Linked DNA regions of Homo sapiens: region 2 is linked to region 1. The links are chromatin loops, found by intact Hi-C in ENCODE. Cell type or tissue: ascending aorta. All regions are shown on one strand. Each heading gives the region's core, and the rest is flanking DNA. Links, peaks and the distances in the headings are about the cores only.

What was found. A loop is a pair of places that touch in the nucleus more often than their neighbours do. Peaks named below come from ENCODE experiments on the same cell type or tissue, not always from the same donor. Only the 100,000 strongest peaks of a DNase experiment are listed, where the experiment ranks them.
Region 2: it touches region 1 in a loop (5-fold over the local background); 4 of 110 quality-filtered maps call a loop at or near these places.

Annotation. Positions count from the first base shown.
Region 1 is chr3:34,200,564-34,209,726 of GRCh38, forward strand. All of the region lies in intron 2 of LINC01811 (long intergenic non-protein coding RNA 1811), which reads left to right. Among named protein-coding and RNA genes, the nearest start is that of LINC01811, 46 kb to the left of the region's middle. In ascending aorta, for the core only: no CTCF peak of the experiment used is centred there; a DNase peak (open chromatin) is centred at 7,718; H3K27ac peaks cover 3,547 bases.
Region 2 is chr3:34,259,958-34,269,120 of GRCh38, forward strand. The region is part of intron 2 of LINC01811 (long intergenic non-protein coding RNA 1811); the gene reads left to right. Among named protein-coding and RNA genes, the nearest start is that of LINC01811, 110 kb to the left of the region's middle. In ascending aorta, for the core only: a CTCF peak has its summit at 822 (motif pointing right); a DNase peak (open chromatin) is centred at 824; H3K27ac peaks cover 3,507 bases.

The sequences.
Region 1 (9,163 bases), core at 349-8,348:
AAAGCCCATTAAGTGTATCTCTTCCCAACTCTGTTCCATGGTGTCTTATTTGTAACTTGAAACCAGCATGGTGGGAGCATTTACACCATGGAAATTAGCAATGATACACATCGAGGCTTCTCACCTCTAATTAGGGTATTAAAATCTTTCCTGCATCTCAGTGGAAAGCCAGCTGTGAGACATTTGTCAGTGCATCACTGCCTGTACTTTCTGCTTCCTGTTTGGTAATTCTGCTTTGACAAAATTGGTCATGCTTTGTTTACCACTCTCTGGTGCACATTTTTGTATCCCCAGAAAGGGACTTTCTATACTTTTAGTGTACCTTAATTTTGCACTGGAGTCAGCAGAGGACAACAATTTTTCTCTTTACCAAAATCAAAAGAAGGACCTCACTTCCCTGCTTGGTGAGTGAGAGGATTTTCCTTGTTCATGGTTTTCTGTCATTGAGGCTAAACAAGCAGGAGCCATTATAACTTGTGAGAAGAAACCACAAAAAGTACAGGCGATTTAGGATAAATGCATCTGACAGGGGTGTCAAGCAGGACTCAGCAAACTTTCTTTTAAACAGCCAGATAGTACATACTTTAGGCTTTGCAAAAAGACACAAAATGAGGATACTATTTAGGTGCTTATGTAACTGTTTAAAATGTAACCATATAAAAATATTCTTAGCTTATCAACTATGAATAAACAGGGAACTGTTTGGCATTGGTCTGTGGGTTGCAGTTTTCTGACCCCTGTTATGGAAGACTGACTTGGGGGATGAGAAGTAAGGCAAGGTGGTCAGGTAGGAGGCTGGTAGATTAAAAGGACCAGGACTAAGACTTGGCTGGTCACAGTGAGGAGGAAGGAAGGAAGAGGAAGAAGCTAGAGGGAACTTAAATATCTGATTAGATATGATGGATAAATGAAAGATGAAGCAAATGTGATCTGGAGGGCTGGCTGCAATTTGGGATTCACAAACATATTAGGATACTAAAAGCTTTGAAAAATCCTGCAGTAAGTAAAACTATCTGCTCAGTCCAGCGTTTCGCAAAGTTATTTATATATTGTGCCCTTTATTCATGGACTACCTACTAATGCCCCCAGTGAAGTAATGTATCATGGAATGTACTTTAGGTTTCATGGGCTTGCTCTATAATTGTGTAATCCATGTTGTAAAAGTGTGCATTCCTTGAAAAGAAAGTTAACAAATTTAGCATTTGTGTGTGTGTGTGTGTTTTGGGGAGGGTTATAAAATATGAAATACAACTCCTGTGGAAGGTGGTGTATTACAAATTAATGTAATCTTAATGCCTGGAAGAATTATGCAGTGATTCAACAGGCCAGATTGATTTAATAGTTTTTAAATTATAGATATAATTAATGAAAATTGAGAGTGCTAATAGTTGTTTTAAAACTATTTTGCTACAGTAAATTCACATGGCCCTTTAAAACCTTCATTTTCTTTTATATTTTTCTTTTTCTTTTGTTCTTTCTCTTTTTTAAAAATTTTAAGTTCCAGGGTACATGTGCAGGATGTGCAGGTTTATTACATAGGTAAACATGTGCCATGGTGGTTTGCTGCACCTATCAACACATCACCTAGGTATTAAACCAAACATATATTAGCTATTTTTCATAATGCTCTCTTTCCCCCTCCCCTCTCCCCTACAGGCCCCAGTGTGTGTTGTTCTCCTCCCTGTGTCTGTGTTAAAAACCTTCATTTTCAATCTTTTCAGTATGGTTATCTGTCTTTGAATCCTCCTTAACAAAATTAATTGTTCCTTTTTTGTTTAAAAAATTTTTTTTCTAAGATGCTTTTGTTATAGCATACTCCTTTATTTTTAAAAAAGTCCACAGCAATTTCTATATATCTCTCTTTTAGCACATCAGATTGCATTGTATTTATTTGGGTATGCCTATGGTTTGTTGGACTGAGTTAGTGGAAGATACTTATATTTCTTTTCCCAGTCCTTAGCAGAATGTCAGACATATAATATGTTCTCTTGGATGAATAAATCAATAAAAGTTTTGGAAAAGTGACCATTCCAACCTATATCTGAAATACAAATAAAGTTAGATCCTGTATCCCTCAGGGTCCAATCAGGAAAACAGAAACCATACCAGTAATTTTAACAGAAATAATTTAATATAGGGAATTGAATTGCTAAACAGGTGTTTGGAAAACTGTAACTGCAGAAAGATATAGAAACTACAGGAAATATCTTTCACCATTAGAGCAGGGGAGCAAAGGGTAGAGTGGATGAGTAGAACCTAGAAGCTTGGATAAAGGGCTCCATAAAGTTGAGAACAAGACCATGGAGCAGGAGGTGCCACCTGGCTGGTGCTGGTGTCTCTGCTGGGACTCCAGTGAAGCTGATTCTGGAAATACGGAGAAAAAAAAAGACGTAGACCCAAATGCTGCTGCTAGGGTGAAGAACCATTGCTGAGGGGATATTGACAGACACAGAAAGCAAACAGCAAGGGGCAAATCCCTTTGCTATCCTCTAGGTTTGCAGTCTTCCTCTAATACCCTTTATTGGCAGAGCCTAACAGGAAACCAGATGGCAAAGGAGAAATTTTGCTTGTGGAGTCCAGCCTCCAAATCATATAACAGAGAACAGGAGGGTGGGCGGTGCTAAGATAAAGTAGCTTAATAACCAGCCTAGTTCCCAACGTACGTGTATGGTCAATTTCCAAGTGGCCTGACTCTGGATGACTCAAGAGGGCTTTTCCTTCTCTCAGGAGCTACAATAGTCACAGGTATATTTTTGAGTCTTTCCTTTTTTTCTTAGACAGCAGAAGCTGTTCATTTTAGTAGAGAATATCATGGTTTTAATTACATTTCTCTTACAACTCAGGTTTAAATAAAGAGGAAAGATATTTTGGCGAAGAGCAAAACTATTTGGCAACTTGTTCTAAAGGGTTTTTCAGAGTCCCTAGATTCAGCTGTTTCTAATCCTGTGATTATATGCTTCAATTTTCCATTTTAAGTACCAGAGATTAAATGGTAACTCCTTTATTGCTGATGGCGGTGTTTAGTGGACAGCTTGGGGATGACAGGGCTGTGTGCAGAATCCAGATGCAGGAGGAACAACAGGAAAGGGGCACTCCGACCTTCCAATGGCCCTGTCTCCTGAGGGGGGTAAGGTGAGGTTTCAGTTTAGATGTCCTACTCGTCACTGCAGAATCAGTTTTTTCTTTTCCTTTCTTTTAACAGATGAAACAGTTCCAATGTGGAAGTCTGACTTGGGGCAATATGTGTAGTGTGAGGAAAGAAGATGATAGCTGGTTTTGAATCCAGCTCAGTCACTTGCTAGCTGGGTGGCCCTGAATGGTCACTTCACTTGACTCTTCACTTTATCATTGACAATAACTGTACTTGTCCTGCCCTTTTATTTGGCTCACTCTGAGGATCAAAAATATATGGCTAAATATGAAAACATATTGCAAAGAGTAAAATGAATAAAAACAAGGAATCAATAATGATCAGTTTACTTGGTTTTTAACTCATAGAAGTGCAAAAGAAATACACTATCCCCAACAATTCCTTTCTGTTATAGAAAAGTTACAGTGTGTACCTTCCTGGGCTTATGTTGCACATTTACTTCCATACAAATGTTTACCTCTAAAGTTATTATCAATATAGCTCTCAATGTGGAAGTGAAAATAAACCCAGGAAAAATATCTTTGTTTCCCAGGCCTATTCAGTTTTCATTATTTATTATTTGCAGTTTTTCTTGAGGCCAAAATGGAGTAGAAATCTCTAAAAATTTAGTTTGAATCTAGAGTCAACCTAGTTACAGCGGTAATAGCATTTATTATGTGCTTATGTGTGCTGGAAACTTTTTAAAGCACCTATACTGTGTGGCTCCTTAAAATAACCCTATGAGGTAGATTTTATTTTTATTGTCATTAATATGAAGAAATGAAGCATAATGAAACTTGCCTAAGGTTATAGATAGCAAATAATGGAGTGGGGGTTTGAACCCACATAACGTGATTCCTAAGTCTGAACCTTTAGCTACTCTATTATATTCAAGAAACACTCCTTGTTTAATCATTTGTATAAAGTTGTCTCTCAATGGCTTTTATTTGTTCACATAGAAATATTATTAAGCAAATACAAAGTGCTGGATGGGGTTCTAAGCATTCTCTATGCATTATCTTACCTTAATTCTCACCAAATTTTATTCTTAGAAACTAAAGTTCAGTTAATTTAAGCAAATTGCTCAAGCAGGTTCACACTTTTAACAAGTACTGAAGCTGATATTTTAGTTCAAGTCTACATGACTTTAAAATCTCTTAAAGCAGTAAAGTCACATATCTCTTTGCTAATATATATTCTTCCTGTTTCTCATGGACGCATCCCTCAAATTTCTCCAAACCTCAATGTAAAGCTCATAACAATGGCAGAGCTGAAATAAAGCTAAATGAAGATCAGAAATCATGCAGTGTCAGCAGTAGGAATATATACTAGGAATCTGGAGTGAGGGGTAATGAAATGGAGCTTAATGCTCAAACTTTGAAATTCTTAGAAGACAAGACAGAAAAAGGGAAATCTAGTGGTTTGTCTAGTTGTTATTGTCAGATGAAAATATGTAGACCGTTACACAGAAGACACAAACTTTCTCTAGCATACAAAGCCAAGAGAAATTTATCATGAGAAGTCTTATATTTGGACAACAGTTACAGTATATAGGGAATTTCTGCCATAAACAGCATGGTGTAAATGAATACTTGGTGAAAGATACCAATTAGAATTTATATCATATGTGAGACAGACAAGGCATTTCCAAAGTATATTTGAAGGAGAATGTGTTGTATTTATCTCTGACATCCTTATCAGAACTCACATTCTAGTGAAACAGATCAATTAATGTCATCGGATCTGTCATAATAACATGGGAAAATGGGTTTACCAACCTCATAGAAACACCTGGCTGGGCGCGGTGACTCACGCCTGTAAATCTTAGCGCTTTGGGAGGCCGAGATGGGCGGATCACGAGGTCAGGAGATGGAGACCATCCTGGCTAACACGGTGAAACCCCGTCTCTACTAAAAATACAAAAAGTTAGCTGGGCGTGGTGGCGGGCGCCTGTAGTCCCAACTGCTCAGGAGGCTGAGGCAGGAGAATGGCGTGAACCCAGGAGGCGGAGCTGGCAGTGAGCTGAGATTGCGCCACTGCACTCTAGCCTGGGTGACAGAGCGAGACTCCGTCTCAAAAAAAAAAAAAAAAAAAGAAACAACTGCATGTATGTGCCAAGAACCAATTGCTTACTTCTTGAAATACTAGAGTAAAAATTTTACAACAAAGTTAAAATTTGTTGAACTTCAACTTAATGGATGGTCTCTCTTTCCTTCTTGCAAGATCTGACTGAGGTCTAAGCCTTGCTCATTAATTTATTCATTTAGCATTTAATTTGGTCCCATATTAGTTAAGGGTGGCCTCAGGCTTGACTAGCACCAGGTAAATGAAAAAAGGAACAAAAGCTTGATCCAGAACCCAGTGGATATCAATGGCTTGCAGTGCTGTCATGGACTTCATGTGCTACTAAGTCAGCTGAGCCCTTACTTGTTAGTGTTGTGCTGGAATAGACAGAAAGTAATTGTAAATCATCCAGGAAGTGAGAAAAAGAGATACAATCAGGAGACAAGTCTGAATCTCTGAGATAGACTGCTAATGTCTCAAGGCCACTGAGACAATGATGCCTAGAACTGGGCTTATAACAGCATAACATTCTTGAGCTTGGGACAGCGGCACTTTAGCAAACTATGATCTCTCTCACTTAGTCTGGATATTTAAAATTCCTCATGTGGCATCACTTGATGGATAAAATTGCAAATAAGCAAGTTAAGGATAAATTGAGAGGCCCATTAGATCCTGGCCATGGATACAGATGTATAATCGTGGCCAGGATCTAGGGTTTTGCTCAAATCTGACATCTGTATATCTAAGTCGGTTGGTCCATTCACACATCCATCCACCCACCCACCCACCCACCCACCCATCCATCTAACAGAATTACATCCACTGACTCCCAAATTAAACCTAGTTAAATAGTAATAGAAAGGAAAACTAAATTTATTTATTTATTTTTATTGAGGAGTTTGGCTTTTGTCACCTAGGCTGGAGTGCAGTGGCGTGATCTTGGCTCACTGCAACCTCTGACTCCCAGATTCAAGCAATTCTCCTGCCTCTGCCTCCCAAGTTGCTGGGATTACAGGTGTGCACCACCACGCCCAGCTAATTTTTATATTTTTAGTAGAGACGGGCTTTCGACATGTTGGTCAGGCTGGTCTTGAACTCCTGACCTCAGGTGATCTGCCCGCCTCGACCTCCCAAAGTGCTGGGATTACAGGTGTGAGCCACTGTGCCCGGCCAATTTATTTACTTTATAGTAATAAAAGGAATGCACTAGAAATGACATAAAACATAAATAAACTATGCATTCATTATAACTACAATGAACATTTTATTAAAGCATTCTATGTGCCAGTTGCTTTAGTAAGAGCTAGGGAGGGTATAAAGATGAGTAATATGTGGTCCTCACTTTTTAGAACTTGAAGTCTAGTAGCAAGTATTTATGTTCACCTCTCTGACCTCGTGTCCTATACTCCTCCCTTCACTCATTCCAATCTAGAGACATTGTTTTCCTTCCTTTTCCTGAGACATACCAAGCATTTCTTGCCTCAGAGCCATTGTACTTGCATTCTCTCTGCCCAGAACGTTATTTTCCCAGATATGGGCAGTTAACTTCCACAATTCCTTCAGCTCTCTGCTTAAATGTCACAAGCTCAGTGAGGCCTTCTTTGAGTATTGTATGTATGATAGCAAACACCTCTCATCACTGGAACTCTGTGTCCCCACAATTTTCAATTATTTTTCTCCCTAATCACCATTATATATTATATATTCAGTGTGTGTATTTTTATATATATATATACTGTAATATATGTTGTATATATTTACTTCTTTTTTTGTTTATTATTTGTCTCACCCAAATCCCAACTAGAATATATATTCCATGAAAGGAGGGGACTGTTTTGCTCAGTACTCTATTGCTGTGTCCAGAAAAGAAGCTCAGTGAATAGTAGGTGCTCCACAAATATTGTTAAATGAATAATACAAGAAAGAAAAATAATACCGCTAATAACATAAATGACTTGCAGTGGAGAAAGAATATTTAATTTGGTTAGAGGACATGGCTTAGGAATCCTTGAATAAAAAGTTATTGCTTTACTTTGAAAAATAAAGTCCACATATATAGGACAGTTACATGGCTGACTTCCAAGGGAGATTTATCCAGCATTTCAGGAATGAAGGTGCCAGTTAGATGTGATGAATGACCATATGATGCCTGGAAATTTTTCCATTACCCTTTGAAATTTTTCTCCTTTTTTGGTTGTCTGGGACCATGTGGAAACAAATGGGTTTGACCTCATTTCCAGAACTGCTTGGGAAGATCTGTTCCTGCTAACCATGAACTAAATCTTCACTAGTGGCCTGTCTGTGCTTGATTCGGTGTTTTTATCCTTACAACCCTGACTACTGATGGGACTCAAGAGAAACACTGAGTATTTTCCTTGTCACAAAAGCCATCACTCATTAGAGTCTGGGAACAGGGAAGAACTCTAATATCCACTGCAATGGCTCAGTGGAACTAGGACTGCCAAAGAAAACAGGTGTTCAATGACTACTGGAACAAGTTTGAGACAGAAAATCCAAGCTGTGCATGGGCCCATGTGACCACTTTCCTTGTTGTGACTGTGGGTATCAGACAGGTAAATGATGACTCTCTGGCAGCCAGGAAAGATCCTTTGGGGCAGCTTTTTATTTCTGCATTCGTTGAAATAATAATTATTCATTCAGCATCTGACTTGTGCAAGGCTCAGAGAATGACCCAGTTTTGATCTAAACAGAGGATATCTCTAGTAAGTTTATGGACTCACCTAAGGTCCAGTAAGACTTCTCTTGAAGATTATGTTAATCAAGTAGCATTATTTGCAGGAAGGAGAAACTCATTCAAGCAAATTTCAGTAAAAGAAAGGAAATGGGGGAAATTTTCCAAAATACAAAGGCAGGAGCTGCAAAAATAGCAGCTCAGTATATGTTTTTCTACCAGGTGCTGTGCTCCCTTGACATCTACCTCAGTGTCTTCTTTCTTTCCTTGGACCTGCTTTCTCCAACACTCAGTGTTTCAGGCCTAAAAAGGCCCTTTCAGACCTCGCAGGATAGCATGCTCAAGGATCTGTATTCAAAGACCAACCTGTGTGTTCTATCCCAAACTCTTGGAAGAAAGAACCTGATTGGCCCAGCTCTTATTTGGGGTCCCCTTACATTCAATATGATATAACAAGGGGGTGGAATCCTGTGCCCTTTGCCCATTCAGCAGGTGTGTGGGAGGTGACTCTCTCAGGAGGTTGAATAGGGTTAGAAAGACGGCATGACTATATCTCTAATGTAGACCTAAAGTGCTTCCTAGAGCTAGGGACCAGGATTCTAAATGAGACCTGAGGGAATGGAGCTGTTGTTGACAAGAGCTGTTAGACAAACAGGACATGGAGGAGGGTAAGTTCAGATACCAAGAAGGAAGCCTGTATACAAAAGCAGATGTGATGGGAAGAACTGAGGCAGGTGACACTAACCAGGGACTTGCAATCAGACAAAAGACCATTCACCCTTCAAGACATTGAATCGTACACTACATGGGGCTGTCCTTGAGGGGAGGAGTGGTTAGTTTGTTCATCATCCAGCATCTAGCACAGTGCCTGGGACATGGTAGGTGTTTGAAACATGGTTGTTGACAGAATGAATAAATGAATGAGTGAATGAGGATACTTGAAGTAGTATCACTTCCTCTATGAAACGTTTAAAATCCTTCTTCCAACAAAGCCAGAATTCCCTCCTTTGTGCTCCCATTAGCTAACCATATTTTATGGTCATTGGCAGATGACAAATAAACCCCCACTACACTGATTGAAGTTTTAAAAATAGAAAGTGAGTTCTAATAATCCTAGAATTTCCAGCTTCAACCACAGTGCCTGGTTATGTAGGAGCTGCTTGATAATTGGCTATGTAATAAATATATCATAATAGTCAGGCCTTTTAATGACTCTGACCCAAACATTTGCTTTTTTTATTAAAAACTTGATATATTTATTTATGTTTTCTAATTAT
Region 2 (9,163 bases), core at 633-8,632, 60 kb after region 1:
TGCACAGAAGTGTTGCTGACAGAGCTTTAGTACAAAGAGAAGCAGGCCTGCAGGGTCAGCTGGCCAGGGACATAGAGGCTGGGCAACAGTGTGGAAGTTCATGGTGAAGCTGGCAAGCTTTTTATAGCCAGCAGTCATACCCTCACCTTGTCCTCCGAGACCTGGGACCCTCTAGAGGTCCAGGGTTACACAGTTTAAGGTATTGATGTTTCCGGAAGGAATGGCACCTTTGAAACTCTGTGAATTTCTCCATTCTTTCTCCTAACTGCAGTACAGATCCTGTGGGTAAATATTAATCAATCAATATGTCTACCTAAGAAAGCCCCTAATAACACATGAGCTACTATTGCTAAGACACATCCTCCCTGAAAGCTGTCCCAGTACTCCATCTCAGAGCTAGGATGCACCTTCTTCTTTCAAAGTCCATTTTATGCCTCTGTTCAGCCAGTTTGCTTCCCTCCGTTGTGGAAATTCAGAGGATTTTTCACAGCCTGGGTATGACAGACTTGTTCCCACTGTGCTATGAATTCATGCCTGCTCAGACTGCACCACCTTCCCATAAGGAGGTGTTAGGGGTGTCATCTGGGCTTTTAGCTCTGTTGTCAGCTTCGAAATAAATTGTAACCACAATTTGTAGCACAGGGAGGTGGTGAGGGAGGAATGGAGGGAGCAACAGAGAGATAGCTGAATTGTGGACAAATATGCTCTCTGATCAGTTTCTAGAAAAATCTTCCCAGGTAATTGTGTGCCTCAAGCCTAGGGTTGTTGTACATGGATTTTCTGCAAATTTTTATAGCTCATAGCCTAACTTACAGTTTGAAGGGAGAAGGGCCACCAGGTGGGGCTAAAGAGAGGCTTGTTTTGGATGAGGCAGAAGTCCACAGACTTATTTTGTTGTCTTGGAAAAGAGTTTACTTTTAATATCTTAAAATGAAAGTTAAGACCTAGTAAGTCTTTGCAGTTCATATTTCTTCTGCAGAAATGGTCCCTGCTTTTAAGAGTATTAAGCATTGTACCTTTAATCTCAAACCAACTCTATGCAACCTGCCTTCCTGCCTTCCCTCCTTCCTGCCTTCCTTCTCTCCCTTTGTCCCCCCTTCTTCCCTTCTTCCTCCTTTTCTTTCCTCCTTTTCTCCCTTCTTTTCTTACTTCTTTCTTTTCTTCCCTTTCCTTGCTCCTTCCCTCCCATCCTTCCATTTCTCTTTTTCCTCCTGCCCTACCGCCCCCTCATTCTGATGTAATGATTCATTTATCTGTTGAGACAATCCAATTTGCCTCCTTTCCACCAAGCACTATTTCAGGGAGTAGCTATGAATAAAACCCCTTGGATTCTGAAAGGAAGGGCAGAGCAGCTCACTGTCTCATGTCAGAGTTCACTGCTCTAGACTGATTAGCATTATTACTTCAGAGAAATGCCTTCAGCAAGATTCCAACTGGATATTTGTATAGCATTTTCCAGGGAGATATTAACAGTTCTCAGAATAATCTGGTAGTTTGATTTCACTGATGTACTTGTGATTTGTCCTTTTCTGAGAATTTGAACTTTTTTTTCCACTTTAAAACATAATAGAATAGTTTTACATGTCATGCTTTGAAATGTAAATATTTTCAAGTTCTGAGTGTACAGATAATAAATAATGCTCTAAAGTTTTAGATTAATTGGTAATTAATTTTTGCAAAGAGCTTTGAGATGGAAAGTGCTGCATTTCATCATGTCAAATTAGCATTGATTACAGAGATTTTTAAGTTTAACACCATGCAAATGCTGGCTTTTTCAGACTTATAAAATTGTATTTCTAGAACAAAGGGGTGCTTCTTTAGAATCTTACGTCAATTGTTGGATAGATGAGAGAATCAATGACCTTGATGAACATAGCAATCAGTCTGATAGCGCGTGCGCGCGCATGCGCACGTGCACACACACACACACACACACACACACACACACACACACACACTTGAGAATTTTGACTGCATTGGGAAAACAATTCTGCATCACATTATGGGCATTCTAGAGTGTGGAAAATGGCAATGAAAAGTGACTCATTGTGGCAGCCCACAAATCCACTCTTCCTCACACATTGAATGAGATAATACAATTAATTGAGCACATATGTTGATTCAGCCTTCAAAGGTTAAGAATAACCAGGCAAGAGCCATGGGAAGGCAGACAAGCCCTCAGGAAAGTACCTTACAAAGTGGTGACAATGAGCACAGACCATGATGCCTCATGGGGACAGCACCAGCTGTGGAATCACAGAAATAAGAATCACTATTCTCTCATCTGCCTACTGCCTACGTGACCCTGGGAACAGTTACCCAGCCTTCTTGAGTCTGTTTCCTCTCTGAAAGATGAGATCACAAGACCTATCTCGGGGCTGTTTTAAGTAAATGAGGTAAATGAACATAGCACTCAGCATAGTGCCTGGCACATTTTCCATACGTGTTATCCTATGGCTAATGATGCCTAGGGACACCCAGGGAAGGTTTCCTCAAATTGTCACAGGGGATGAGAACCCTTCAGGGTAAAAGTGTTTGAGACAGTAAAACACAATTTATCCAGCAATAAAAATAACACACTTGCATCCTGCTTTGGAGTTTACAAAGCACACAGTTATACCTTCATGGTGTCCTCACGACTTCCTTGTGAGATCAAGACAAGTAAAATTTTCCCAAAGCAGGGATGAGAAGGCTGAGTGATTTGTCCACCGGCAAACACAGCCTGAAATCCAGATCTTTTGATTCCAAGCCCAGTGCTATTCTGCTACATCCTTGCAGGTACCAATAGGCATCCCAGGGTGTAAAAGGAAGGAACCAGGGTCATCTTAGTCCTGGGGTAGAGAAATCATTTTCTCAGAGAGAGAGAGGACTGCCATATTTCTCGTTCTATGAGTAGTCAAAGAACCATTCTTTGGCACACACACACAGACACACAGATGCAGACAAACACACACACAGAGACACAGATATACACATCCATATTCCAGAAGACCCTGACAGCTAGTGAAGACCATTTACCAGGTGCCTATAATACATAAAATAAGGAAAATGTCATTTTCAAAGGCTAATCCCCACTTTTTTATGATGCAAACAAGAAATTCTGATTTTGAGCCTGGTAGAAGGAGGGAAAAACTTGCTTGGTGATTCTAGAAATGTGGCAGTGGCATGCTAATCTGGGTACAAAGGTTATGCACATTTTATTTTTCCCCCAGAGCTATCATCTTTCTCACAGCTTGTTTCCTTCTCTTTTTATGAAATGTTGCTGGTGAATGCAGAGGACTTTTATTTTGTTAAAAGGAGCTTTATTTGAGACATGTTTCCTTAACGACAGACTTTTTATATATAGAAACAGCACTGCCTGATATTTTTAAAACTTCTTCTGGAATCAAAATCTAAGTCACTTTATATTGGGTAAGTTCGGGGGTCGGTGAAAGGGGTCCACGACATCCTTTAATTACTGGGCTCCTAGACAACTGGGCTGCAAATTGCTTCACCAGTTCTCTTTGTGAATTCCATGCCTGCTACAGACCTGGCAGCAATCTGTACCAGGAAGGCTGGAGAGGATGCTGGCAGCTGTCACCTCATCTCTCATCACCTTCTAGTTCTTTCCTTCTCTCTTTCTCCTCCTTTTTCCTTTGCTTCCCTCTAGCTTAGCAGTTTAATAGCATACTAGGTTCTTCTCCATAAATAGATCCCAAGCTTGGCTGCATCACCAGTCACTTGGATAAGCTAATTAAAACTATAGATTCAGGGGCCTCATCCCAGATATTCTGAATTAGACCTGAGAGTCTGGATTTCTAAGCTTCTTCCCAGGTGATTCTAAGCCTGCCAGCCTGTCCTGTTCTTTGATCATATAAAGAACAACTTATTGACTGGGCACGGTGGCTCACGCCTATAATCCCAGCACTTTGGGAGGCCAAGGTGGGCGGATCACTTGAGGTCAGGAGTTCGAGACCAGCCTAGCCAACATGGTGAAACGCCATCTCTACTAAAAATACAAAAATCAGCCGGGCATGGTAGTGCGCGTCTGTAATCCCAGCTATTCAGGAGGCTGAGGCAGGAGAATCGCTTGAACTGGGGAGGCAGAGGTTGCAACAGAGCGAGATTCCATCTCAAAAAAGAACAAATTCCTTATTTATTCATTTATTTATTTTTGAGATAGGGTGTCACTCTGTTGCCCTGACTGGAGGGCAGTGGCATGATCACAGCTCACTGCAGCCTCAAACTCTTGGGCTTATGTGATCCTTTCACCTTAGCCTCTTGAGTAGCTGGGGCTACAGGTGTGTGCCACCACACATGGCTAATTTTTAAAAATTTTTTATAGAGACGGAGTCTTGCTTGTTGCTCAGACTGGTTTTGAACTCCTGGCCTCAAGTGATCCTCCCACCTCAGCCCCCTGAAGTGCTGGGATTACAAGTGTGAGCCACTGTGCCTGACCAAAAACAACTTTGTATTGCACAGAGCGTTGTTTGTATGTGAATACATCTGATCCTTGCAATTACCCCGTAGACAGATATAGAAGCTGAAGCTCAGGGAGCTTAAGTAATCTGTTGAAGGTCAACTATTTATTCACTCACTTATTAATTGAATCACTGAGTGATTTATTCTTTCATAATATATATTTTTTTATGGCCCAGGCCCTGTGACAGAACAGAAAATATGGAGACCAGTAAATCATGATAGCTCTCCTCAAAGTATTCTATCTAAACTCTAACGGATTGCTCAGCTCATTGCTGCTGAAACCGAGACTCAAAAGATTTTATACTTTTAAAAAACTTTTTATTTTGAAATAATTATAGACTCACAAGAAGTTGTAAAAATAGTGCAAAGACTTCCTGTCTTTGCATCACCCAGCTTCTCCCTGTGGAAACATCTTACAAAACTATCAAAATCAGGAAATAGACATTGGCGCAATATAATTAACTAGACTACAGATCATACTCAGATTTCACCAGCTTTTGTCCCAGACCATTTTTACTAAAGCATGAAGCTACCAGTGGACTATATAACCTGTGTAGCCTTGATACTGGTTCATAATCAAAATGGTTTCTAACCCCTGGGGTAATAGCTGCTGATCAAAAAATGCAGAACACACAAACTGTTCTCTGGATGAGTTTGCTTTTCAAAAAATAAAAACAAATGCAATACATAGTGGATGCTATTAATGCTCTGGCCAGATCACCTTTACTGGGCCAGTGCCCAGTAAAAAGGACTGCAGTCTTTCAAGAGCACAAAACTGAGCACAGAGCTGGAATTTGGGAGAACTGGGGTCTTTTCTCACCTGCTGTGAGTATTGGCTGCTACTGGCTTATGGCTCCCTCTTCTCCGGAAAATTGGCCCTCAGTCAAGCAAGAGCTGTCTGTGCCTGGCCCAAGATGTTATGCCCTCTTCCTACTTCCCAGAGCCCACAGCCAGTGACTGACTGATATGGGGGTAAAGAAAGCTTGTCCTCTTGCTTCAAGGTGGGACGCTGAGGCAATTAATGCTCCAGAGCTCCTAGTAGGATAAGCCTGAAGCTCATCTCCAGCTGAGACCACAGCCTTGCTCAGCTCCTTCCCATACCCATCTTGAGATCACCCCCTCCATAAATCTCATGCATCTGCATCCCTATGTCAGACTCTGCTTCCAGGGAATTTGAGCAAAGCTATATGCTTATTTTGTTTTCTTGTATCACCTTTTCATTTTAGAGAAGGGCAGTCCTACATTCAAAATTGATTTCCTCGTAGCACATTGAAACACCCCTCACACACTCACACAGATCTATACAGATACACAAACACATTCTCACCTGTACACCATCATCAACATTCTCACACACACCATAACCAAAGCAGTGTGGCAGATGGTGATAAGGTAATCCAGGTGTCCTTCTATTATGTGCATATACAAACGACACATTGACTACCACATCAATGGTTATGAATTTCATGTTACACTGAGTCTCATTAGTTTGTAGACATTACTTTGAGGTAATCAACACAGTGTGATTAGAAAGCAATTTTAAATGTAGCATAACATTTTAGCTGGAAGTTCAAATTACTGTCTCCCTGCCTCCCCATCTATGCAAAGTCAACTTTCAATTAGATGGACTGAACCAAACAGATCATTGGTTTATCCTTTAGCAGAGAATAACATCAATAAGACTGAAGGCTGATTGGCCTGCTTGAATGATTGTAGCCTGTACAAAATTATGAAGGACTGCAGTCTTTCAATAGCACAAAACTGAACACAAAGCTGGGATTTTGGAGTCCTGGGACTTCCCTCAACTGCCAGCTATGAAACCCTTGGCATGTTTCTTTAAAATCTCTGTCTTATTTTCCCATAAAATGGAGATAATATACCCTCTCTTGTGTGTCCCAGAAAACAAAGATAAAATTATTGCAGTGAAAGTGCTTTATAAGCTTATAAAGTACTGAGAGAAAGGTGGGTATCATTTTCCAGGGCCTCAGCCCTGGTCTTGAGCACTTCTTTCTCCATTTATTAAACATCCTCCCTTCTTCCCTCCTTTCTCCCAACCAAGCACTTGATGCTTTTTTTTTTTCCCTGCCAGTAAAGTCTCATCTCTTTTCTATGTCTTCTTTGAGGTACTCTGACTCTCTTGGAATTCATTTTCCTCAGGAATCTGACCAAGAAAAGGACATAAATATGATCTAACAATGCTATAATATGGCTGGAATTTTATAGGTACTTTAATCATCCTAGATGCTCGAAATCTAGATTCAAACACAAAAACAAAATGTGTCCAGTCTTTTGATTTGGCTTATTCTGCAATACGATTTTGTGTTGTTACAACCAAGATACTGCAAATAAACCCCAGTATTTTTCTATAAATAGCCCTTGTGTGCTCAGCATTTCTTTCATAAGGCATTTGCTGCTGTAGAATCACTCTTCCTCAGGTCACCATTCAGTCTGCTGTGATCACACAGCAGCTAAGGAGCTGGTAGGCATTCAAGGAAGGGGGGATATGGAGCATGTGGTGATGAGGCCAAGACTTCCAGGCTTGGAGACTACCTCTTCTGAGTTCAGTTTTCACTTTTTCTTGCTTCTGGAAATATACTATTAATTTCTTCCTTCCCACTTGAAATCAGATGTTAGCATCTTCTTTGAAGACCGCCTCCATATGGAGTGCCAAGAGCATCAAAATATAACAGTCCAGATTTTGTATGCTATAAAAGTATAGCATTTATTGACATGAAGTTAATTATATTGGAGTACACCAGAGGAAATAAAAAGATTAAACTTTTACCCAAGATGTTCCATTTCTCAAAATTTACACAAGTTACCATAAAACTTGTTCAGGAGATGTAGTCTAAACAGTCTAGTAGCCCAAGACACAATTCAAAGTCTAAGCCTTCTGGCATTTATTGCTGCCTATTTTCTGAGCCTGACTGGTAAAATCTCTAGTGAGTCCTGGTTGCATCTCATCAGCAAGGATGACTCTGGAAATGCAAAAGCTGTTCTACTGGGTTCAACTTGAATATTTTGTACCTTTCAGTTTATGGAATATTTAAGTTATAATCAGGAATGTTTTGATATATTAAAATGTCACCTCTTCATAATAAAGTGACAGCTGCAACAGTAACTACTACATTCCCTATTAAGTGCCTCTCAGTTAATGTTGTGTCTCTCTCTGCTGGTTCTCCAGACTTCAGGGGTCATTTTGAAGCTTTACTCTCAATTCCCATGTGTAATCCCTCACCAAATCCTGTTGATTTCACTCCCATAATTTTTATTAAATCTTTCCACTCTTCTAAATTTGTACTGCCCTCATTCTAACCTAAGGACCTGACTTATCATGCCCGAATTATTATAATCATGCCTTCTTGAAGCTGTTCTTGTCCCTCTCCAACTTAGTCTACTCACCTCCACTGGAGTGACCTATAAAAATGCAGAGTTGGTTTCAGATTTAAGAGGGCAGACTGATACAGCTAGTTTTCCTGTCTCCCAAAAGCCCCCTAAAAGGACAAGGGGAGATTTTTAAAACAATAATTTAAACACAATAGTGCTGGAAGACAAAGACAGAAGCCAATAGTAAAAGAGTAAGTTTAAGAAAATCCTGGATGATAAAAGACAGGTATGATCAGTTTAACAGAGTTGACGGAATGGGAGAAATTTCAGCCTGAAACACCAGGGATAAGGGAGCAGAAGAAGCTCTGAGGTCAAAGCCAACCAATAAACACTGCTGGCTGTAGGGTGATCACCAGGGTTCTTGGCTTTTAAAACACTGAAATTAGAACAGCTGAGTCTCCTGGGAGTGTCCCTCTTTATCTCATGTTTCCTTATGCACAGAGCATATGAGTCAGGGTAGGAGCAGAACAAAATCCAGGAACTAATGTCTAAAGAAAATGTGTATGATCTTTCTAGGAAGGTATCCTTCTGCAGTTTGGGGGATCTGAAGAAAAGCTGAGCAGATCAGAAATGAACTCAGCAGAATTAACATTAGAAAGAGAGAAACAAGGACACCAAGAAGCAATTTCACCCAGGAAAGCATTCTGTTATGAAATCCAAGCTCTCTTTACATGAAGACTCAGCCTGCAGACAGCTCCCTACACATGCACCCCACAGGGAAGGCTGCTTGTCACCAGCAACCATCTCCATCCACATTCCCCCCGCCCTGCCCCCACGAGAAGCCTGCCTTCAGTTGTCCCAATTACAGGGAAGCCTGCTGAGGAAACAGAACTGTCTGAATGCAAAGGAAATTTAGCTCTTATGAATATGAACTCTCAACCAAGAATCACCAGACGTTTAAGGAAAACCAAGAACACAAAAGAGAAAGATCAAGATTAAAAAAACAGCTGGGCGTGGTGGCTCTTGCCTGTAATCCCAGCACTTTGGGAGGCTGAGGCGGGAGGATCGCTTGAGCATAGGAGTTCGAGACTAACCTGGACAATATAGTGAGACCTCGTGTCTACATAAAATTTAAAAATTAATTAGCTGGGCATGGTGTTGTGCACCTGTAGACCCAACTACTCAGGAGGCTGAGGTGGGAGGATCCTTTGAGCCTGAGATGTTGACGGTGCAGTGAGCTGTGATAGCTAAATGAGATCACTCTGTAAAACAAACAAACAACAACAATAAAACCAGAGCCATCTTCTGAAAAAACAGAAATCATTGAGAAATAATAAAAGAACTTAAAAGTTCTAATATCCTTAGAAACAGGTGG